Linked DNA regions of Mus musculus: regions 1 and 3 are each linked to region 2. A link is a loop called in an ENCODE intact Hi-C map of the cell type or tissue named here. Cell type or tissue: heart. All regions are shown on one strand.

Region 1 (8,000 bases), 150 kb after region 2:
CTCAAAAAAGGCCATCACCAAGAAAAACAAAACAAAATACAATGATGATGAAGATATAATGGTTGCAGAGGAAGAAAGCTGATCCACTGTTGGTAGCAATGTAAAGTAGTCCTGCTGCTTAGAAAATCAGTATGCAAGTTCCTCAAAATGCAAAGTAGAACTTTCATATGTCTCAGACATCATATTCCTGTGTATGCAACTGAAGGCATAAACTTCAGAATACAATAAAGATTCCCACACATAGATTATTGCAGTATTAGTCATAATAACTTGTAACTAACTTTTAAATCTATTTTTAATGATGATTCTTAAACACTTTAACCTCCCTTGTAGTCCACCACCCACCAGAGGTAGTGGACAAGAAAGGATACGGGGTGTGGGTGTGGGGGTCGGGAAAGTGGGCCTGCTTAGAAAGGTTCCTTGGAGAAACTCCCATCTGCGTTGTCAGGAAATCAGCAGTTGAGTTCACAGGTCAGCAGAGGCAGCTTGATCCAGTCACAAACACTTCACAGATATTCTAGCAGTTCAGTTCGGTAGAGTCAGGATAGCAAACAGAAATCAGCAGCAGTGGCAAGCTAGTCATCAGGAGGGGCCAGGGAGGAACTTCAGGAGTTCTCTGCTGTGTCTCTCTTAGGAAAATCAACAAGCTTTGCACAGCTGGCTCTATAAGCAAGCCTCACTCACAGTCCGTTGAGTCCTGTTTATACCCTCCAAATATCACGTGTTCTCCATGTGTCTTGCCTCAACACCTGTCTAGCCTTAACACAGTGTCTGTCTCAGCTGACATCACTCTTCCAATCAGCCTGAGTTCTCAGAAGTGGCAAGGAACTGCAGCACATCACCAGAAGTTTTTTGGTGCGTTTCTCTCTATGGAGTCCCGACAAATTGAGTTCAAGTACACAATGTAAGGTGGACCGATACATGCGTGTTGTTAGCAAAGATTCTTTCATCATCTGTCCTTTTACATGTTTGGTTTAGCCAAACATCCTCTCACCTGCTTCAGCCAAATGTACCTTCACAAGTCTGTCTTAGCCTTTCACCTGTGTTCGCTTCATGAAAATACTCCTTCATGTGTTTGCCCCAGCAAAACACCATCCAACACAACCGACTCTCCAAAGAACCCTTGACTTTCCATTTCAATAACTAAGATGTAAAAAGCAGAGGTTGCCATGAACAAATGACTGGATAAAAGTATGTGATACATGGATACAACAATACATACTTCACCCATAAAGAAGAATATTATGTTATGTTATTTTTAAGAAAATGGTTGGAAGAGATCACTATTGTAGAGAGAACCTTAGGCATCACCTGTCAATAAAAAGCCTATGGCCAATGAGCTGAGGCAGGATTAGAAGGTGGGACATCCAGCAGAAGGATGTAGGATTCTGGGACACAGTCAGACACTGGAGATTTGCCCGGAACACTGAAGGAGATGGTTGCATGAAAATGAGGAGAGGTAACCAAACCACATGGCAGGACCACATGACAAGACTTAGAATATTGTAAACAGGATAATTGAGTTATGAGCTAGTTCGCAAACAAGCCAACGATTTTGGCCTAGTCATTATTCATGAAATATTAAGTCTCAGAGTCATATTTCTGGGAACAAAGAGGCTGGGTAGAAAAGCCTGTGGTTGCCCTTTCCCGATTTCCCCTCTGCAAACCCCCTATCCCCTCCCCCTGATTCTATGAGGGTGTTCCCCCACCCACCTACCCACTCCCACCTCACTGCCCTAGCATTCCTCTACACTGGGACATCAAGCCTTCACAGGACTAAGGGCCTTCCCTCCCATTGATGCCAGATAAGGCCTCATTCAGCTCCTTCCGTCCTTGCCCCTAACTCCTCCATTGGGGACACAGTGCTCAGTCCAATGGTTGGCTGTAAGCATCCACTTCTTTACTTGCCAGGCACTGGCAGAGCCTCTCAGGAGACAGCTATATCAGGGTCCTGTCAGCACTTGTTGGCATCTTGAAATGGTGTCTGGGTTTGGTAACTGTATATGGGATGGATCCCCAGGTGGGGCAGTCTCTGAATGGCCTTTCCTTCAGTCTCTGCTCCACACTTTGTCCCTGCATTTCCTTTAGACAGGAGCAATTATGGGTAAATATTTTTGAGATGGGTGGGTGGCTCCATCCCTCAACCAGGGGGCCTTGCCTAACCTCTTGATATGGTCTCTACAGGTTCTCTCTCCACTTTGTTGGGTATTTCAGCTAATGTCATCCCCGTGGGATCCTGGGAGCCTCTTGCTTTCCTGGCATCTGGAACTTTCTGGTTGCTACCCCCAGTTCCCCATCCGACATTGCTACACACCTCTGTTCAATTTCCTGACCCTCTGTACATCTTTTCCATCTCCTCCCATACCTGATCTTACCCCCTTTCCCCTCCCCCTCTTCTCTCCCTCTCAAATTCATCCCACCCTCTAGTTCCCTTGATTTTTTTTGTCCCCCTTCTAAGTAGGACTGAATCATCCATTCTTTGGTCTTCCTTCCTCTTGAGCTTCATGTGGTTCATGAGTTGTATCGTAGGTATTCCATGCTCTTTGCCTAATAACCACTTATCAGTGATTACATACGGTGTGTGGTTTATTGTGACTTAGTTACCTCACTCAGGATGCTATTTACTAGATCCATCTATTTGCCTGTGAATTTCATGAATTCATTGTTTTTAATAGCTGAGTAGTATTACATCGTGTAAATGTATCACATTTTCTGTATCCAATCCTCTGTTGAAGGACATCTGGGTTCTAGGCACATATCCAAACATGTTGGAGCATCTTTTGGATATGTGCCTAGGAGCGGTATAGCTGGGTCTTCAGGTAGTACTATATCCAATTTTCTGAGGAATCACTAAACTGATCTCCAGAGTGGTTGTACCAGTTTGCAATCCCACCAGCAATGGAGGAGTGTCCCTTTTTCTCCATATCCTCGGCAGCATCTGCTGGCACCAAATTTTTGATCTTAGCCATTTTGACTGGTGTGTGGTGGAATCTCAGGGTTTTGATTTGCATTTCCCTGATGATTAAGGATGCTGTACATTTCTTTAGGTGCTTCTCGGCCATTCAGTATTCCTCAGTTGAGAATTCTCTGTTTGGCTTTGTTCCCAATTTTTAATAGGGTTATTTGGTTCTCTGGTTTTCTTTTTGAACCAGAGGAAGTGCAAAATTTGACTGCTTCTATTGAAATAATCTATGCTTCAAGAAACTTGCTCTACCAATTCGTTTGCAAAAAAGTATAGCCCCTCACTTCTTCAAAGCAGTTTGAGGATCATTAAAGTCTGTTGTCTTTCCAAACAATCATTTACAAAGCAAAGCAAAGCAAAGCAAAGCATAGCAAACAAAACAAAACAGAACAAAAAAACCCTACCTTCTGCAAACCTGGTCTACCCTCGCCCTCTGGTGTCAAAATTAAGTATTGCCTTCTAGAGTTTAAAAGCTTCGAGTAAGCTGCACAGCCTTTGAAAAGATAAGCACCTTAAGAGGGGAAAGATGTGCGGGACCTGGAAGGAGTGGAGAGAGGGTATTCTGAGGTTGGGAAGTATTGTATGAAAGAAGAATCTATTTTCAATAAAAAATAGAAAAAAGTTCTCTTTTTCACCATCACTGAACCTCAGGGTGCTTGGCACAAGCCTTCACCATAACACATTAAAAATTCAAAGTGAAGGCCGGAGAGGCGCATGATGTTCTAAAAAAAAAAAAAAAAAATCAAAGTGAGCAACCTGCCTCCAATTGGACCCCAAAGTTAGTTAATTTCCTACTTTCCATTGGAAACTACATAGACAAAAGAACTTGGTGTCAGAAATGCTTCTGGAGTCTCAAAAATCATTAAATATGTCCAAAGTTCAAAACACAGTGTCCCTACTTAATGGGCATTGATGTTGGAAGAGAGGTGGCTTCCAGAAGGGCCCAGAATTTTAATGGCAAAGACAGTCTGGAGCATTTGTCCATTTTCACATTTGACATGAGTGTGAGGTCCTTGAGAGGAGGCTGGCTCTCCTTCAGGGAGGAAATGGGGACACTGTTCTTTTCCAATTATCCCTAATTTTCAGATTACACATGGCTCTGGTGGTATTTTATAACCTGATGGCTTTGTGAACTCCAGATTGAAATAGGGAACAAAATAATCATAAGATGTAGAGGGAGGGAGGAACCTGGGAGGGAAAGAGGAGGGGAAAGGAAAAAAGGGGGCCAGAATCAGGTATTGGAAAGGACAGGAGAAAGAACAGAGGGTCAGGAAATTGAATAGAAGTATGTAGCAGTAGGGGATGGGGAACTGGGGGTAGCCACTAGAAAGTCCCAGATGCCAAGGAGCTGAGATGTTCCCAGGACCCAATGGGGATGACTTTAGCTGAAATACCCAACAAAGGGGAGAGAGAACCTGTAGAGATCACCTCCAGTAGATAGCCATGGCCCCCAGTTGAGGGATGGGGCCACCCACCCATCTCAAAATATTTAATCCAGAAATGTTCTTGTCCAAGGGAAGACAGGGACAAAAAATGGAAGAGACTGAAGGAAAGGCCATTCAGAGACTGCCCCACCTAGTGATACATCCCATCTTCAGACACCAAACCCAGACACTATTGCTGATGCCAAGAAGTGCTTGCTGACAGGAATCTGGTATGGCTCTCCCCAGAGAGGCTCTGCTAGCACCTGACCAATATAGATGCAGATCGCAGCCAACCATTGGACTGAGCACGGGGTCCCCAATGGAAGAGTTAAGGGAAGGACTGAAGGAGCTGAAGGGTTTTGCAACCCCATAGGATGAACAACAATATCAACTAACCGGACCACCCAGATCTCCCAGGGACTAAACCACCAACTAAAGAGTACACATGGAGGGATCTATGACTCCAGATACATATGTAGGAGAGGATTAACTTATCTGACATCAATGAGAGGGGAGGCCCTTGGTCCTGTGGAGGCTTGATGCCCCAGTGTAGGGGAATGCTAGAGTAGTGAGGGAGGAGTGGGGGAACACCCTCATAGAAGCAAAGGGGAAAGGGAGAGGGGGAATATAATGGGGGTTGTGAGGGGTAACCAGGAAGGGAGTATCATTTGAAATGTAAATGAATAAAATGATTTTTAAAAAACGATCTAGTAGAAGCTGAGTCCCAGGGTAGTTGTGGGACAATATAGGTGGCCTCCAGGTTCAGAGGAACTGGTTTGGATTCTCCCACAGGGTAATTCAAGAGATGTTGACTGATACCTTGTACCTTCCTAGAAAACAGAATTATCAACAAGCTCAGATTTTAATACATCTTTTCTGATTTCAAAGTAATGGTCTAAAATCCATCCAAGAGAGAGTATTATGTGCTGACATTGTCTTCCAACCAGAAAATCTACTAAATGTATTCTATCTGTTCAGCATGACATTGAGCTTTAACAACCTCGTCTAATTGTTTGTTTCTATTGCTGTGATAAAACACCGTGACCAAAAGCAAGTTGGGGAGGAAAGGGTTTATTTGGCTTACACTTCTACATCACAGTTCATCAAAGGAAGTCAGGACAGGAACTGAAACAGGACAGGAACCTGGAGGCAGGAGCTGATGCAGAGGCTATGGAGGGGTGCTGCTTATTAGCTTATTCATCATGGCTTGCTTAGCCTGCTTTCTTATGAAACTCAGGACCACCAACCCTGGATGGCCTCACTCATGATGGTTTGGGCCTTCCCTGATTGATCACTAATTAAGAAAATGCTCTACAGTCTTGCCACAGGCCATTCTGGTGGGAAGATTTTCTCAATTGAGGCTCCCTCCTCGAAGCCAAATGACTTCAGGTTTGTGTCAAGTTGATATAAATAAAGCCAGCTGGCTCAGAGCTTGGTCAATTAAACCACACAATACTGTTTGAAATGTGACTAGTGATCAGTACATTGTGAATGAGAGATCATCAGAGGATTTCTGCACACTCAGGAGGCTTGTAGGAAGTTGGGATTTTTTCAGTCCTGATCAGGTTACCTGCTAAGCTTGTCTGTGTTCACTGTACCCTGATCTCCTTATTCCCTGGGAATGGACATGGTAGCATCCATAGCAGTGGAGAAAAATGGATGCCAGGTGTGTATGGCAGAGAAAATAAGCAGATTAAAAAAAAAAAAAAGACCAAACCAGTAACTACCTGAACAACAATGAAACAATAAAATGACTCCTAATGATGTTCAGCTATACTCATAAGTTGGTACCTTACTCAGTCTCCATCAATCTCTTATTGCTCAGGGAACCCTGAAGAAGAGGAGGCAGGAGTGGGGAAGACAGAGGGGATGCAGGACACCAGGAGAACAAGGTCTCCTAAAACAACTGAGTAAAGCTTATATGAACTCACAAAGACTGAAGTAGCAAGCACAGGGCCCTCACAGGTCTATACCAGGTCCTCTGTGTATATATTATAGCTTTCAGTTAGTATTTTTATGGCATTCCTGGATATGTAAATGAGTGGGTCGCTGATTCTTATGACTTCTCTTTCATTTTTCTGTTGTCTTGGCTTGTCCAACTTCAATTAAGATGGGTTTTGTTTTATCTTGTTATATTTTATTTTGTTTTATTTTGTTGTTATTTCTTAGAAGCCTGTTCTTTTCTAATGAGAGACAGGAAGGGAGTGGATCTGGAGATGAGGAGGGAGGGAAGAACTGAGAGGAGTAGAGGGAGGGAAGGGAAACTGTATTCAGATTATTTAAAAAGTCCTTCTGGATTCATCAAAAAATTAAAAATGGCAAGAAATATTTCTCAAAGATATAGAGAGAAGATATTTCTCAAATATAAAGAGAGGGAGAGAGAGGGAGAAAGGGAGAGGGGGGAGAGAGGGAAAAAGAGAGAGAGGGAGAAGAAAGTTGTGTTTAATAAAGTAGAGAAAGGAGTCTGAGATGCCTTGTCTAGTTTTTGAAGTCTTTGGTGTACTATCTGGGGATGTTTGGCTTATAAATAACATGGCAAAGGCTTGTTCCTCTGTACTCTAAGGTTCTGTGGTTTAAACTAGCCTACATTGAAAGAGAGCAGAGTTTTGAGGAACACTCAATGTTATCTCTCATTCATTTCCACAGTGCAGGTAATAACTGAATTTGATTAGTCATTCCCTCATTGATTCTTTTTTTTTTCCCCCTCATTGATTCTTATGCCAGTGGTTTGATAGAACCAGTAGAACTCTGCCTCAGGCATGATGATTGAGCCATATTAGATATAGAATAAAGACCAGATACGGGACTTTTTATACAATTAGCAGGTAATCATCATTATTACGATGATTTAGATGTCTGGCCAGATTAGGTCAAAGGCCACCTTGCCTAATTCTGTAATGAAGGTTAATGAGTTCTGGCTAAGTGACTTTCATTTGACCTGTATTTGGGACAGGAGAAGGAGCCACATATGCATATGGTGCTATCATCCTCATTAGGAAAGAAGTTGGTGTTTTCATAGGGAAAGGGGATTAGTGTCTAGTAGTGTCCTAAATTCCCCCATATGACAGTCCAGAGTAAATGTGTAAGGGAAAAAGTGTATCTGAGGAACGGATAGAAACAATTTGAAAACGTTTTACAGGCCAAAAAGAAGAGCAGTGGGAGAGGAGGTCAAAGAGAAGGAGATGGAGTCAAGTTGTTAAGCAAAAGGGTGGCTGCTGGCGAGGAATCCATACGTGAGCAATAGCTTGTGTGCACACAAAGGAATGGCCGTTGGGGAATGAGGTTAGAGGAGATGAGCTAATCCATCAAGGCACATGGGACATACTTTTCACGGCTGAGAGTTCTGTGGCAAGGCTATGAAAATTTAGATGTAAGGAATCTCTGAGTATGTTTTTAAATTATTGTCTGAGATCTAATCACAGGGTATAGCTATGATGCAGCCAGCATTCTTGGTTGGAGTGGGTACAACGGCCAAATATTTTTTTGCCAAGGAAAATCTATATTACTATTATTTTTGAGAATCTGTGGTACAAACTTTGATGAATTTCTGATAATGCCTCCCAGTAGACAGCCAGAGGGATAGAGAACATGAGACCTATTATACAAAATGTGTT
Region 2 (8,000 bases):
CTCTGAAACAAAAAAGAGGAGTCCTTCTGATCTCCTGTGACCGTGTGAGGTATATTTGATAAATGAGATTTATAAATTCCTAACATCTATTCAGGCTGGCAGAAACTGACCTAAGGATATATTTCTAGCCTCTTTAACTTTGCTAACTTGTTCAACTTTAGCTATTTGGATAAACTGAGATATACAAAAACAAAAAACAAAAAAAAACTAATATTATGTAATGATACACTATAAAAAGATAAAATTTAAGATTCCTAGTCTTTCTGTAGATTGTATTTATAATTTTTAAGGTTCTCAATCCCTCTATGAATTTATTATTTAAAGTTTTATTTTCCTGCTAGAGATTTTCAAGTAAATCTTCAATTTAAATGTTAAAAGTAAAACTTAACAGGGGATAACATTGTAAAATCCTAATTTCATAAAAGCTGAATACTTGCAGACTGTTGAAGACAATTAAGACATGCAAATTAATGGTCAGTCACCTTATAAATGATCTAATTCTTTAATGTGCTCAGAACTGCATTTATAAGCATGCCCAGTACAAATGTAATTCATTTACAGGGACAGGCTTTATTTAGCCTCCTGTTTTCAAGGATAAGACTCAAAAAGTATACAAAAGTAAAATTTAAAATAAGGTATACTTAATATCCCCAAAACTCCTCAGAGATTTGCTGAATATGGTATTTAAAATGTCTACTAAAAAAATCTTCCCATGATAGACAAAACACCATATCCTGGCAGACATAAGTTCTCCCCCAAAGAAGTTGATTCCATCTCAATTGTGGGAATGCTAACCACTGAGAAAACAGCCCTGTGTTTTGCCTACTGCAACCATCCAGCCCAAACTGTGGAGAAGCAGGACACTGGAGAGTTGATTGTCCCTCTTGGCCTCACCAAGGTAGGCAGGCTGGTGTCCTCATCCACAGGAAAGGATTTCAGATTTCTGGTTCTGGCAACCAAAGACTGATCCAGCCCTGTGTGGCAGTCAAGGAGTTAATGCTGTCCTGTCCTGTGCTAGTGCTGAGGGCTGATGCCTCTCAGGGTGTTAGCATTTTGTATAAGCTAGGCCCCACAGTTATCTGGCAACAGCAGATGTGCCTGACTCACTATAAAGGGGGATGTTTGGCTCCTCCTCTCTCTTGCTCTTGCCTTCCTGCGCTCACTCTGTCTTCTCATCTGTCTCCTCTATCCCTATTTCCTTCCCCCCTCTCTCTCCACATGCTCATGACCAGCCTCTCTCTACTCCTCTATTCCTCCTTCTCTCTCTCTCTCTCTCTCTCTCTCTCTCTCTCTCTCTCTCTCTCTGTGTGTGTGTGTGTGTGTGTGTGTGTGTGTCTCTACTACACTCTTAACTCCCCTCCCCATTGTTGGGATTACAGAAAAGATGAAGAGCTAGGCAGTGTGGCAGCACTTTAATCCCAGCACTTGAGAGGCAGAGGCAGGCAGATTTCTGAGTTCGAGGCCAGCCTGGTCTACAGAGTGAGTTCCAGGACAGCCAGAGCTATACAGAGAAACCCTGTCTCCATAAACCAAAAAAAAAAAAAAAAAAAAAAAAAGGGTAGTAGAGCCAGAGACAGGCAGAGAGAAGGAAAGAGTAGAGAAGCAGAGGCCAGCCATGAGCATGTGGAGAGAGGGGAAAGGGAAAGGGAAGAGCCCAAGAGGACAAGAGAGAAGCAAGCTGGAAACAGGAGTAAGAGAGGGAGGAGGGGGCAAGCAGCCCCTTTTATAGTGGGCCAGGCCTACCTGGCTATTGCCAGGTAACTGTAGGGAGGAGCATACCTGGCTATTGCCAGGTAACTGTGGGGTGGAGCTTAGACAGAATGCTAACATTCCCCTGTTTTGGTTTAATTAAAAAAAGAAAAAAATTAGAAAGAGGTGATGGTGAAGCAGGAATAGGGTCCTTGTAATATGTGGCTGCTTCATGCTGGCATTGGAGGTAACATGTCTCTAGGGAACCTAGAAGAATGGGTATGGGGGATGTTGGTCCAGTCTTAGGAGAGTTGGCTGTTTCCTTGCTGTCCAGGGACTGTGGAGCCATCTGAGGATAGGTCAGAAGGAACAGGTCCAGTAGAAGTGTCTGTGTTTGTGACAGGAGACTGGAACATCTGGAGGTTGCTTTTCAGGAGCTATCCTGGGCATAGTAAGCACCTGGACTTGAAAAGATATTGAAAATATATTATTACAGGTAGAGAATAAGATTAAGTACATTTGGGAAAAACATTTTTCTTAAGATGTACATTTGAAACCCAGAGGAATCCCACCCTCTGGAATGGCTTGGGCAGATGTAATTATCTGGATGGAGCCTATTTGGTCCATGAGAGGTGGATCTGAGTGGGTGTCCTGTAGCTTATAAATTTATAAAAGAAATAACTACATGAGTTGACAACATAAATAGTCCTTAAGATGAGCCTTTTGTGGAGCAGAAGGAACAAGATGAAAAAGTTGAAAAAGTTGGATCATATAGTGAAATGTTTCATTAGAGTTAGGCAAAGTTATAGGAACTCAGATAATGTTAGGACAGTGGCATAGCAAGAAGAGGAAATAAGAAGCATTTGATGAATGGAAACAGAGTTTAGGTAAGGAGAGAACAGATTACATCTGTGAAAGCTTTTTTCTAGCTGTCAATGTAGTCAGAAGTTTGGGGAATAAACAGTACTTTAGCAGTTAAAAAGTGACAGAGTTCACTAGCCAAAAGTTCCCATAGACTCTATGGCAACTTGGGCGGTCAGTCTGGCTTTCAAGCACAGAAGACGAAGGGCTTTTTCTGTGGAATGGATATGCATGACATGAGAAATGACTTACCTTGGTTTAGCTAAGTCATTGGACTCAGAGTATCCAGTGTTGCCCACTGAGTATTTCAGCGATTATCATATCACAATCCAGGCAGCATCCTGTAGTTGTGTCCACATCTTCTTAGACCATCTACCACCCTGGGCCAACTGTTAAAGACTTTGGGAATTCTGTCTGTCATAAACTTAATAATTAACAAACTTCTGACAGGATTGAGCACTATGTAGATTGGCTATAACTGAATATAATTTAATGACAGTAGTAAAAATCATATTAAGACAGGATAGGAATGAAAACCTTAGGTAACTTTGACAGGCTGTGTAGGTAGAGAAAAGTATATTTTTGTATTAGCAAAGAAATGTTCGGCTAGGACTAGAATAAGAAAGCTGGCAGCAATGGCATAAGGTCATGGTGACAGAAAATGAGTCTGTCCACGCAGGTTCAGGCCTGTGACACAAACTAGGCACGCAGGCCACGAGAACAGGCCAGGGGTGTGGGAACATGGATAGGTAACCACTTGGGCCTTTTTGACTGCATAGCCCACATGGCAGAGGCTGGGTGGCAGCAGCTCCCATAGTAGAGGTCTGTGAAACTCACAGCAGCCAGTAGGTGGTGGTGGTTCTGTGCGGTAGGGCATGGTGGCTGTAGCTGCACAGTGGCCTGCAGGTCGCTGTCCCACCACTAGGGGGCCCCCGCAGCAGCAGCAGCACCACATTACGGGCTTGGTGACTGTAGCTGCACAGCGCAGCTGGTGGACCTGTGGGGAAGAGACGCAGCAAGTCAGGCCGGAGGGTCTGCACGGTTGAGGGGCGGGACTTCCTGCTCACGGCCAGAAGTCACAGGGAGGGGCATCCTACTTGCTGCTGGAAGTCCTGGGCAGCATTCCTGCTGTCAGAGTCCTAAGTGGGCAGGGAAAAGGAAGCACCTGAAATAGCGTGTTCCATATCCTAACAATGAAGTTGTGGCACATTGCACCCCTAGTCTTTATAAGTCCTGAGTAGAGTGGGAGATAGATAGGGAAAGAGGAAGGGAGGAAGAGGCTTGCTAGTTCAGGAAAACAGCTTCTTTGGTGGGGGGGGGGGGGGGGGCGGCAACAGACGGGACCCCTGGCAGGACGCAAGGGGTAGGGACATACCCACTTTTCCCACCATGAATTGAGAGCAGGGCTAAGGAGCAGAGTGGGAAGGGCAGCAAGTAGGGTCCAAACTGGTTGAACTAGTCTGCAGCAAGCTGCAAATGAGGGAGGCAGGGGCCAGCCGAGCTTGAGTGGGCTGAGGGAGCGCACTGACAGTCAGGGGGAGATGGATACAGAGCCAAGAGCAAGAAGTGGGGAAGGGCAGCAGAGTCCCTGGCAGGGGGCAGAGCTAGACCCACTTGAACCGGCAGAACCAGCTGCCGCAGCAGGAGCTGCAGCAGGAGCTGGAATCAGCAAATGAGGGAGGGGAAAGGGGGGAGGGGAAAAGTCTGTGTCATCGGTCATTAGCGAGAAAGTAACAGTTTAGCAGAGATGTAGAGATACTGTTTTAGACCAAGACACCCCATTAAATCGAGGCAGAGACAGTGAAGTGACCCCTGGGTAAGAGAATCGGATTAACTGCCCCTGCCAGTGTCCTGAGGGCATTAATAACCCAAGAGAGATTCTAGCATAGGCCAGAACACCAGGTCATCATGTAGGGGCCTGGGGGCTAACACTCAGCCGGTGCTCTTGAACCAGAGACCGGTTCACCTGGGCCCAGGAATTTCTCTGGCATGGGGAGGGGAGTTAAGAGGGTAATAGAGACAGAGAAAGACAGAGGAAAGGAGAGAGTAGAGAAGTAGAGGCCGGCCATGACCACATGGCGAGAGGGGAGAAGGGAAGAGCCCAAGAGGGCAAGAGAGAAGCAAGAGGGAAACAGGAGTAAGAGAGAGGAAGGGGCAAGCAGCCCCTTTTATAGTGGGCCAGGCCAACCTGGCTGTTGCCAGGTAACTGTGCAGAGGAGCATACCTGGCTATTGCCAGGTAACTGCAGGGTAGAGCTTAGACAGAATGCTAACACTCATGCTCTATTTTATACTATACCATCACATGGCTGGTCCCTCAGAGGGAAAGGGATGCCTTGGCCTGGGCCTGCAGAGGCACTCCCTTCCCCCCATACCTGACTACACCTCCTCTAAAACATATTCCTTCTCTTGCTTTATCTTTTTATAAAGCACAACACTGAGAACTCTGCTTCCAAGGAGAAACAAAGTGAATATGTCAGGTAACCATTTAAGTAATGTGTAAGCCTCTGTCATTTTAATCAATACAAAGGTCATTTGCACTCCCTACTCAAATGTAACCTGGTCAGGTTTATGATGAGACTAGTGGCTAACTGTAGCTTTATCAGTTTAGCACCAGCAAGCAACCAACTTCTCACCCAATGGCTGTACCTGCTTGTTCAGTCCGTTTCTACATGAAGGCAGGCCTTGTTTTTTTCTAGAGATACTAGGTCTCTTGCTGGCAAAGTCAAAATCCAGTTTCCCCTGCTGACAGGCTTCATACTAAAAAGAAGGGATAAACTCATAAAACAGGTTTCAATGTAAAATTTTGCTACTCCTTTATTTAAATTAACTTACTTAGCCATGACTGCTCTCAATTATCAGCTAACCATGTCTCATGGTAAATAACTGGATTAAAAAGATATAAGGGCTGGAGAGATGGCTCAGCGATTAAGAGCACTAACTGCTCTTCCGAAGGTCCTGAGTTCAAATCCCATTAACCACATGGTGACTCACAACCATCAGAATTGAGATCTGATGCCCTCTTCTGGTGTGTCTGAAGACAGCTACTCACACATAATAAATATATCTTTAAAAAAAGATTTAAAACTTATGTAAGTTATAAAAGTCTAAAAATAATTTGAAATATATAAATTTAAGTTATAAAGATCGAAAAATGATTTGAAGTCTCTGTCCTATCTATATGTATTTCCAGCCCTCCAGATAGAGATAAGAATGTTCACATTTTAAACCAAGAATCATCTTAGGGGAGGGGGCAAGCTTTTTCTCTAACTCAAAGGCATTAGTCTATTCAAACTGTTTACAGACATGTGTAAACTCCTTTTTCTACAATGAGGACTTCAGTGCAAATGAAAACAATGGTAACAATATTATTTTTAAAACTTTTATCTCTTTTACTAAACTTCAGGGAGTTGTGACTTGGATCTACCTATTACAGGTCAAACAGAAACCAGATAAGTACTCCTGTCAATCAAGAGCTTAAGCTTTCTTTCCCCTTGAGGGTGGGTTCTCTCCTAATGTAAAAACTTCTCCTAGGTTTCTGAACTTTACCTTATGTCTCCAGTCTATATCTGCCCCAACAGATTTCCTATCAACTAAAGACTACAAACACACCAACCTCCAGTGAGCCTTCAGAACCAATAAGCCCAGAATTGCTGAAAACCAATGTAAACCCAGATGCTTCTGACCGAATTTCTTATCAGCTGTCAACCAGTATTCCAGACTGCTCAAAGCAGCCTAGACTTTACTAGCTCTAGGTGGTCCAACAGAGCCCAGGCAGCAAAGCAGTTGCATCCTGTCCTTTTGTCCTTTAACCAGCATTTCAACATTCCTGGGCCCTGACAACAAGATCCTAATTTCAGCCAGGAAACAGCTACAAAAGAGAATATGTCTCCCCTTATTTCCAACAAAAGACTAAAATATTAGATCCAAAGGAAACTAGTGCCTCTCTACCAGAGTCCCTTCCCTTCTCTCTGGAAAAAGGAAAAAATGGCTACCTGTGGTGCCTATTGCCATACCAGGACCCATGTTCATCTCTAGACTCTTTCACTATCATAAATATCTCTTAAAAATCAGAGACTTACAAAACTTAGAAAAAGGGATTCTCAAGATGGAGGTTAGGTTGAAGAGGTCCCTGAAGGTGTCATACAAGGAAGTGAACTGTGTGAAAAGATAGGAATAAAAACCTGGTGCAGATTTACTTCATCCACCTGGATCAGACTTCAGGGAGTCTAATCCCAGGCAATTCATTGCCACCATATTTAAAACACATTATGATTTAGAAAATGGCTTCCATGCAGCAATTAATCAGTTTCATGGAGTTTTATAATAACAGAACAAAGAAAGGTATAAATCAAGACATTTTAAAAATACATTGGGCTGGAGAGATGGCTCAGCAGGTTAAGAGCACTGACTGCTCTTCCAGAGGTCTTGAGTTCAAATCCCAGCAACCACATGGTGACTCACAACCATCTGTAATGGGATCTGGTGCCCTCTTCTGGCACACTGGTATACATGCAATTCTCATATACCTAATATAAATAAATCTTAAAAACAAACAAAAAAAACCAACCAAAACCAAAACCCCCCCAAAAAAACTCAGTAAAAAAAAATTGATGGGGGTAGTGGTATGAGACAAGCATCTGGGTCCTAATTTCAAGCAGGAGGAAGAGGATGTAGTGCATACTGAGGGGAAATGACTGCCGAACACAAACCAGAAGTCATAGGAACGATCATAGGATCATAGTTGTCATGTAAAAATATTTTTACCGAAAAAGCAGCTTGAATGTCTGCCGAAATATTCAAGTTTACCCAAAGAGAGGCACCACTAGAACACTAATGAGAGATCGTGATGCAGCTGCCCTTCTGGATTTTTTAAAAATAATGTGTGACCCTTCACCTTTGATCCCCTGAGCTGCATTACCTTGGGTTGTTGAGAGGATAATTGAAAACTCAGAAGAAAGGTGCTTTTGCAACTGAGCCTTGTCCTATGGTTGGGCCAAGAGGCAGTGGTAAGGAACTACGTGGGGGAGGGCACGGATCATGGCTGTGGAGGCAGGCTGCTGAGATTCAGGTTCCACCTTGACCTCTTGCAAGGGTTCTGACTGCAGCATGGGATATATACAGAGAAATCCAGTCTCAAAAAACTCAAAAAAAAAAAGTTTTAGGGTCATTTTTGGGTTCTTCTGTATTTATTTTTAGAATTTTAGGCAGTTTCTCTCTCTCTTTATTTTTATTTATTTATTTGTTTGTTTGTTTGTTTTGTTTCTTTTGTTTTGTTTTGTTTTGTTTTGTTTTTAGAGAAAGGGTTTCTCCTTGTAGTCCTGGATGTCCTGGAACTCTGTAGACCAGGCTGGCCTTGAACTCAGAAATCCACCAGCCTCTGCCTCCCAAGTGCTTGTATTAAAGGCGTGCGCCACCACAGCCAGAATTAGGGGTTTTTTAAAAAAGTTT
Region 3 (8,000 bases), 490 kb after region 2:
GCTCGGCCATGGGCTGCAGCCAATCAGGGAGTGATGCGTCCTAGGCGAAATATAACGCTCCTAAAAAAGGGGACGGGTTTCCGCCATTCTCTCTCGCTGGCATCTCTCTGGCTCTGCGCGCCCTGCGCTCGCTCGCTGCCTAAAGATGTAAACAATAGAGCGCGCGCGCCGGAGCTCTGGCTCCTAAAGATGTAATTGAAGGGGCTTTCGTTTTTGGGGCTGGGCGCTGGGCGCTTGCCCTCCTGGCTCCCAAAGATGTAAGCAATAAAGTTTTGCCGCAGAAGATTCTGGTCTGTTGTGTCTTTCCTGGCCGGGCGTGAGAACGCGTCTAATAAGACCAGAGCTGGATCAGTACAGATGTGGATGTACACAGCCAAATATTGAACTGAGCACAGGGACTCCCATGGGGAAGTTAGGTCAAGCATTGTAGGTGCTCATAGAAAGAACAATAATAACAACCAACCAGACCCCCAAAGCTCCCATGGACTAAAGAGTATACAGGGTGTACCCATGGCTCCAGCTGGATATGTTACAGAAGATTGCCTTATCTGGTATCACTGGGAGGGGACCCCCTTGGTCCTGTGGAGGCTTGATGACCTAGGATAGGATGCTAAGACAGGAGTGGGTGGGCGGGTGGGGGAGTACCCTCATAGAGACAGGGGGGGAAGGAGGGGGATAAGGAGCTTGTGGAGGGGAAACTGGGAAGGGGAATAACATTTGAAATGTAAATAAATAAAATAACCAATTAAAATGCAAAATTAAAAAAAACAAAAATCATGACTGTGGGAAGGGACTTCAGGGAGTGGAGGAGTGGTTAATAGGGATGGGAAGGAGACTATCAATAGTTTTTAAAGAAAATATCTTATGTATTCTTCAAAATTACTTACTTACGATTTTTTTATTAATTCTTTAGAGGAATTAAGAACTTCTTTTGTCTCCCTCCAAGCCTTTCAGCTTGCTTTTATTAGACAAAGGCATGTACATATAATTTCACTAGAATAGTAACTGGTCATTGCCTTTCTGACAGAAGCAAGTTATTCCCAGCTTTCTATGTCTAAGTCCAACAATTACCCTCTATACTCTTCCCTACCCCACATCCTTTTCTGTCTTGTTAACTTAGATGTGAATTGTCTTTTGTTTTGCTAAACTTTTTCTTTAATAGTTGAAGAAAGAAAACTTAGAGTATCTCCAGATAGAGGATCCTATCAGAAGTAATGGTTAAATTCATTGTTGACTTGGCTATTGATTTGTGTGTGTGTGTGTGTGCGTGTGTGTGTGTGTGTGTGTGTGTGTGTGTGTGTGTGTATGAAAGAGGGAGAGAGAGAGAGAAAGAGAGACAGAATTTGTAGAGAGACTTAACTAAAGGAAAGACCCATGCTGAAGCTGAATAAGGCAACCCCATCAGACAGGCTAGGAATGCAAATACAATAAAGGAGGAAAAGAAAAATCCAGCTAAATGGGAACATTGCCCTTTCACTGATTCCTGAACTGCTATGATGTAGCCTATTTTCCTTTACAATCTCTCCTAGGTTTGAATAAACCCTCTCCCCTGACCTCCAAAATACTATGAACAAAATAAATAATTCCTCTCTTAAGTTATTTGCCAGGATTTTGGACATAGTAACAACAACAACAACAACAACAACAACAACAATAACAACGTAACTAATTTGCTTACTTTTGCCCTGAGAAGAAAAATTGTGACATTAGATAAGTATGGCAATAGAGAATAGACATAACACATTAAAATTTCCCAAGAAAATGAGAGAGTATAAAAGGGTATCAAGATTGGACCACCTTTTGCCTCTCCACAATAAAGAGCCAATAAACAAAATTCCAAATCTAATTTAGTAAAGTTCAGGAAGTGACTGCAGGTTCTTAAGTGGAAAAGGGGACCCTATATAGGCAGAGGAACATAAACTAGGGGAGCTTAGGGCATTCCAGCACCATCTCCACAGAACCAACATGGGAACTGTAATACTCAGCCAGGACTTTTCCAGCATTTCAAGTACAGGAACTATTTGAGAATACAGGGAAAGGGGTGGTAAACCTTAAGTTTAGACCAACTTCTGCTACTAATTCACTGAGAAAGTATTTTCTCTAGATTCTATTTTTTTTCATTGTATAATGAGGGGAGCAAATAAGAGCAAATTTACCTTTAGCAGTGCTGTCAACACTGTCCTTGCATCTAGAAATGGTACTAGTTTCTATTGTCCCATGGTTTTCCATATCATACTGTGAAACCACCCATTTATCTTTACTGGTATTGTTTATCATCCATACTAGTTATTATAAATATATCTGTTTTCCCTGTATATCATGTCTCAGCTGTGCCCCCCCCCCTTTCTCCTCAGAAGCTTTTGGCCACCAACCTAAGAGTACAAAGTGAGAAGTGGAGAACAGAGTTCAGATGGACTGTGAGTATGGTGGAATGAACCCCCGGAGACTGCTGCAGTGAAACAAGACTATTTTATTGTTTCAGGGATACAATATATAAGAGCCTTATTAGGAGTATAGGTGGAAAGGGATAATTGGTCATAGCATCAAGTGAGCAAGAGGGGCTGATTGGCTATAATACAGTAGTACCTAGTTATCATGTAGGCAGGAAGCCAGAGCAGTATTTGTGTGCTGACATATACAGCCTTGTAGAGGCCTCTGTACAAGGTCACTTTTCAGACAAGGCCAGCCAACTATGTTTATGAACACTCTCCAGACAAAGACACTCTCCAGACAGAGACAGAGACAGGTGTGGTGGTTTGAATATGCATAACCCAGGGAGTGGCACTTTTGGGAAGTGTGGTCTTGTTGGAGGAGGTCTGTCACTGTGAGGGTGAGCTTTGAAACCCTCCTCCCAAGCACATGGGAGCCAATCTTCTCCGAGCTGCCTTTGGAACAAGAGGTAGAAGTTTCAGCTCCTCCAGGGTCACTGTGGCTGCTGAAAGCTGCAGTTCCTGCCTTGATGATAATGGACTGAACCTCTGAACCTGTAAGCCAGCCCCAATTAAGTGTTCTCCTTTATAAGAGTTGCCTTGTTCATGGTGTCTCTTCATGGCAATGAAAACCTTAAGACAACAAGGAAGCCCTGCTAAGGGGAGTACCCCATTTTGTGCTGAGCTCAGAAAGCCATCTAGTCATGGGGAACTGCTACCTTAATAACAAGGTTCCCTAACACTTGGCCACAACTTCCACCCCATATTTACTGAGCATCACTCACACTACCATTAATATTACTTTCATTAAAGTGATATATTTTTTCCTTTACAAAAATTTAATTATATACCTACCTATAAAATATAAACCCTTAAATTGGCAGTCTTGTATAAGCTTCCCAAAATTAAAATAAATCTTGCTGAATTTTAAAGATCTTATTAACCAACCACGGCTTCAATTAATTTTACATGTTTACTCATTTAATCATAATTAAAATTAAATAACATAAAACAAAACAGTCCCCAGAAATTAGATTTGGGGTTTTGTTGTTTTTTTCAAAAAAATTGTTTATTTTATGAATATGTGTGTGCCTGCATGAGTTTATGTGCACCGTGTAAGAATGAATTCTTAACTGTTGAACCATTTCTCCAGACTCCAGAATTGATTTTTCATAATGAATGTTTTCAAAATTTTAGATGGAAATGATAAATGTTCTGAAATATCTACAGGAAGTTCTATAAATGAATGCATTAATTTTCTGTAGCAACATACATAAATATTCACATTAAATGGAATATAGACTCTTATAGTATCATGCCACTTCAGATATTAAGACCAAATTAAATTGGGGTTTTTCAAAGCATTGTGGATTTTTAGAGCTGTGAACAGATATTTCAGACTTTCTCCCATTTTACAAATGAAAAAAATTGAGGCATGGAAATGCTCAAGAAATTATTCAAAGCTTTATTTCTAAGAGGTTAGAGTGTTAAAAGTGAATCCAGGTAGCCTGGCTGAACTGGAACTCTTAATTTTGCCAGAGGATTCCCCACTTCCATTATCTAAGTTGTTCAACATTCTCAAACCTTTACTTTGTGTCTCTACTGTCTTTTTTAGGGTTTTTACCTTCCTCCACAAGATTTACCTATAGTCTACTCCTTCAAAAGTACATTTACAATTCTGGTCCCCATGTCAATATTAAAAGAGCCAGGAGGCCCACACAGTGTTTTGCTTCTACTTTTTCTCAAGTGACAAAAGGCTTGTATTTAACTCCTCCATTGCATTTTATCCCAGCATCCTTGTAAAGGCTGTATTTATTTTGTACTTAGGTGGCTTGGTCCCAAATAAGTATATGCTTGGGATGAATTTGGGCATCTTCTGAGTAGAAGAAAGAGTTCACTCCATGAATAAGAATACCTAGCCTGAGCATTTTAAGAAAAAAAAAGGGGGGGGGGTAATTGGAAGTAAAGATGCATTGGCTTATGAATAGATATGACAAAATTATCATAATGAAGGAGTAAGGTTTGCATATTTTTTAAATACAGTATAGAAAAAGATGAAGAGTGTCTTACAATGGGGGTAGGGAGGAGGCACATCAAAGTGACTTTATTCTTTTGGGGGGAAGGCTTGTGAGAAAAGAAAAGCTCAATGGGCTCAATAGATCTTGGGCGACTGAAAAATAAAATGACTATTAGGTAGGCAAGGATAAGGAAGGAACTCTTTGAATAATCTACTTAAAGTCCGAGGAATGGATTGGAGCAGTTTCCTATCACATAGCCTTTAACTGCAATAGTTTCAAAATAGCCCAGCAGTGCTATCCAATGGATAACTGTGGAACTGCAGGCCACAGAATCTAAAGTTCCACTTGACACTAGAAACTATTAAGCTTCCATGTAAAACCTCACACTGACCCTAAGAAAGGCAGTTTAATATTTCTTCCTGACATACTTTTCCTCAACCTTTCACTACAGCCAACCCCTCAGATATTCCTTCATCGGTTTTCAGGCTTCTTTAAAGCTCTTATCCAGGTTATTCATTCTTCTTAACTCCTCAATCCAAACTCTGCCTGTTCTTCTCTAAGTGTTTTTGTTTAGTTGGGTTGGGATTTTATTTTTTGATATATAATTCTCACATATTCTAGAATATCCTTGAGCTAAGTATGTACTTCAGTGTAGACCTAAACTCTTTATATCCTTGTATCTACCTCCCAGGGTCTAAACTCACAGGAATACACCACCATACCCGGCTTTTGAGTGTTTCTTAATGATGAAAGCACTGAACGAGAAGACAGGAAACCTAGATTGTATACTACTCTGTCTTGGTGATTTATTTACTTTATGATCTTGGGTTAGTCACTTCCCCTTGAGGCATATTACGTTTTAGGCTTCCAATAGAGATAGAGTGAAAATATCACAAAAGGTCATATGTGAGAGTTCTTTATAAATAATAAAACAATTCTACATAAATACAGGATACCTGAATGACACCACTTTCATAAAATGTCTCCTTGAATTACCTTAGACTAGAAAATCCTAACTACTCCACAAATTCTTTTGGCACAAATTTTGGTGTCATTTATTTGGTGTTTACACATACACATAGGTCTGAGTTAATTTAATTCTAGAGGAACTAAATGCTTTTTGGAACCTATGGACATATGTGGGTTGATATTTCTCCTCTGACACCGATGGCTCAATAGTTTTAAGAAGTTCATTTACTTTTAAATAAAGTCATATCATTAGTAAAAAACTAAATAATCATAAATACCTCACAGAGATGTTACAAAGAGATAAATACTTACTTAAATAATCTACTTAAGTGCCTTGTTATCATGAAAGAAGTCAAAGTAGTGGTTAGGACAGAGTTGATTTCTATAAACCTTCAGTGATACAACAAAGGCAAGTGACGCAATCTCAGTTCCTGAACTGATGAGTTCTAAGATGTGAGGAATAATTCAGACTCCAGTTTTGACCCAAGAGACCAGGGAACCCACAGAGCACTGCCTTTTAAAGCCATGTTACTCAACACGCCTGGATCAATGATTAACTAGGAGAGCCACAACTTGTTAATGTAAAGACAATAACAGCCCACAACACAAATCCCAACCCTAAAGGAACTCTATATACCGTGACCTATCTGCCCAAGGCTTAGGGATCATTTCAGAAGACCGGCAAAATAGTATAAGAGCTTGAGAGTCTAAATGACAAGAAAACAGCATCTTCTGGAGCCATTCACAACACTTAGCTTGTGGAAAGGATAAACAGTTTTCTCTGAGAGTGTAGCCACTTGTAAGTCAGCCACTTCTAGAGAAGACCATACATGGAAGAATATTTGGGTACCACAAATTGGTCTTGAAGGATTTTTGAAAATAAGGACTGGTAAGTTTGGGGAGAATTGGCTGGATGAATATGATCAAAACACATAGTTCAAACTCTCAAAGAAATAATAAAAATTTAAAAAATACTACCAAAATCTATGGTCTAAGGTAAAAGGGAAATCATTTTATGGGAGTAAAGTTTTCACTTTGAATGATATAATAGTTCTAAGAATGTTTAGTGACATGTTTACAACATTATAAATATATATAAATGCAAGTAAACTATAAACTTAAAATGGCTACATTGGAAAGTGTTATGCTATGTAAAATTTTACTCCCATAAAATTTTTATCAAAATTGTATTAAATTAAACTTATGTCTAAATGTATTAGGGCTTCTATGAATATGACAAAACACTGTGGCCAAAAATCAACTTGGAGAAGAAAGAGCTTATTTCATCTTATACTTAGAGGTGACAGTTCACATCTGGGGAAATTAGGGCAAGAACTCAAGGCAGAAACCTCAAGGCAGAAGCAAATGGAGAGGCCTTGGAGGAATGATGCTTACTAGCTTGCTCCTAGCTTGCTCATTCTGCTTTCTTATAGCATCAGGACCACCAGTTCAGAGGTGGCACCACCCACAATAATCTAGGCATTTTCATGCCCATCACCAGAGACTTTCCAACAAGCTAATCTAGTGGTAGAACTAAGGTTCTCTCTCTCAAAATGACTTTAGCATGTATCAAGTTGACACAAAAACTAGCCTGCACAGAGTAGCAAATAAAGGGCTTCTATGAGTTGGATCAGTTATTAATGCCAAAACTCTGACATGTCCTTACTGATATATATATATATATATATATATATATATATATATATATATATATATATAATTTCCTGAATTTGTAAGAGATCTAAGATTTAGCCTACAAAACCAGACATTCTATATTTTGTTTTAGAAGTGAACATCAATAGAGGGTTTTTATATGGTTTTTCTGTGTGATGATACTAATTGTTACCAGCTCTTTTATATGTATATATCTCCTTTTACTATATACATCTTCTAAAAGTTAAGACATAGTTGACATTCATTAATGTGTGTTAACATGGTGTCCTGTGTCCAGCCTGCCCCAGGGCAGAAGCTGAAAACAACCTAGATGTCCCATGACAGAAGAATGGATACAGAAAAATGTGGTTCATTTATACAATGGAGTACTAGTCAGCTATTAAGAATGAGGACATCCTGAATTTTGTAGGCAAATGGATGGAACTAGAAAATCTTGAATGAGCTAACTCATACCCAAAAGGACATGTATGGTATATACTCACTAATAAGTGGATATTAGCAAAAAAAAAAAAAAAAAAAAAAGAATGGCACAGAATACTCAAAATCAAGTCCACAGAACTCAAAAAGTTCATCAAGTTGAAGTGCCCAAATGAGGATGCCTCAATCCCACTTGGGAGAGAGAAGAAAGCATTCACAAGTGGGGAGAGAGGGAAGGACCTGGGAGGAAAAGAGGATGGGGTATCTGGGGGTCTTGGGGGGGAGAGGGAAATCTTATGTGGTATTGAGTGAGGGAAAAGGACTGAGGCCCTGAGGGCCAGCAGAAAAAATGCAAACAGGTAACCTCAGCAAATAGGAGGTTTAGGGGATCCCCCCACCCCCCAATGCACCAGAGACCTGGGAGGTGAGAGATTCCCAGGACTCAAAGGGAGGGACCTTAGATGAAATGCCAGACAGTAGGGAGAGGGAACTT

Evidence for each region. A loop is a pair of places that touch in the nucleus more often than their neighbours do. Peaks named below come from ENCODE experiments on the same cell type or tissue, not always from the same donor. Only the 100,000 strongest peaks of a DNase experiment are listed, where the experiment ranks them.
Region 1: a loop joins it to region 2, with 12 times the contacts of the local background. A loop is called at or near these places in 19 of 42 quality-filtered maps.
Region 3: a loop joins it to region 2, with 20 times the contacts of the local background. A loop is called at or near these places in 4 of 42 quality-filtered maps.

What each region holds. Positions count from the first base shown.
Region 1 is chrX:95,008,837-95,016,836 of GRCm38, forward strand. No RefSeq gene overlaps it. Among named protein-coding and RNA genes, the nearest start is that of Spin4, 14 kb to the right of the region's middle. In heart, a CTCF peak has its summit at 3,409 (motif pointing left); no DNase peak of the experiment used is centred here.
Region 2 is chrX:94,862,265-94,870,264 of GRCm38, forward strand. No RefSeq gene overlaps it. Among named protein-coding and RNA genes, the nearest start is that of Gm39526, 130 kb to the left of the region's middle. In heart, a CTCF peak has its summit at 7,030 (motif pointing left); a DNase peak (open chromatin) is centred at 3,507; H3K4me3 peaks cover 814 bases; H3K27ac peaks cover 960 bases.
Region 3 is chrX:95,354,506-95,362,505 of GRCm38, forward strand. No RefSeq gene overlaps it. Among named protein-coding and RNA genes, the nearest start is that of Amer1, 86 kb to the right of the region's middle. In heart, a CTCF peak has its summit at 4,758; no DNase peak of the experiment used is centred here.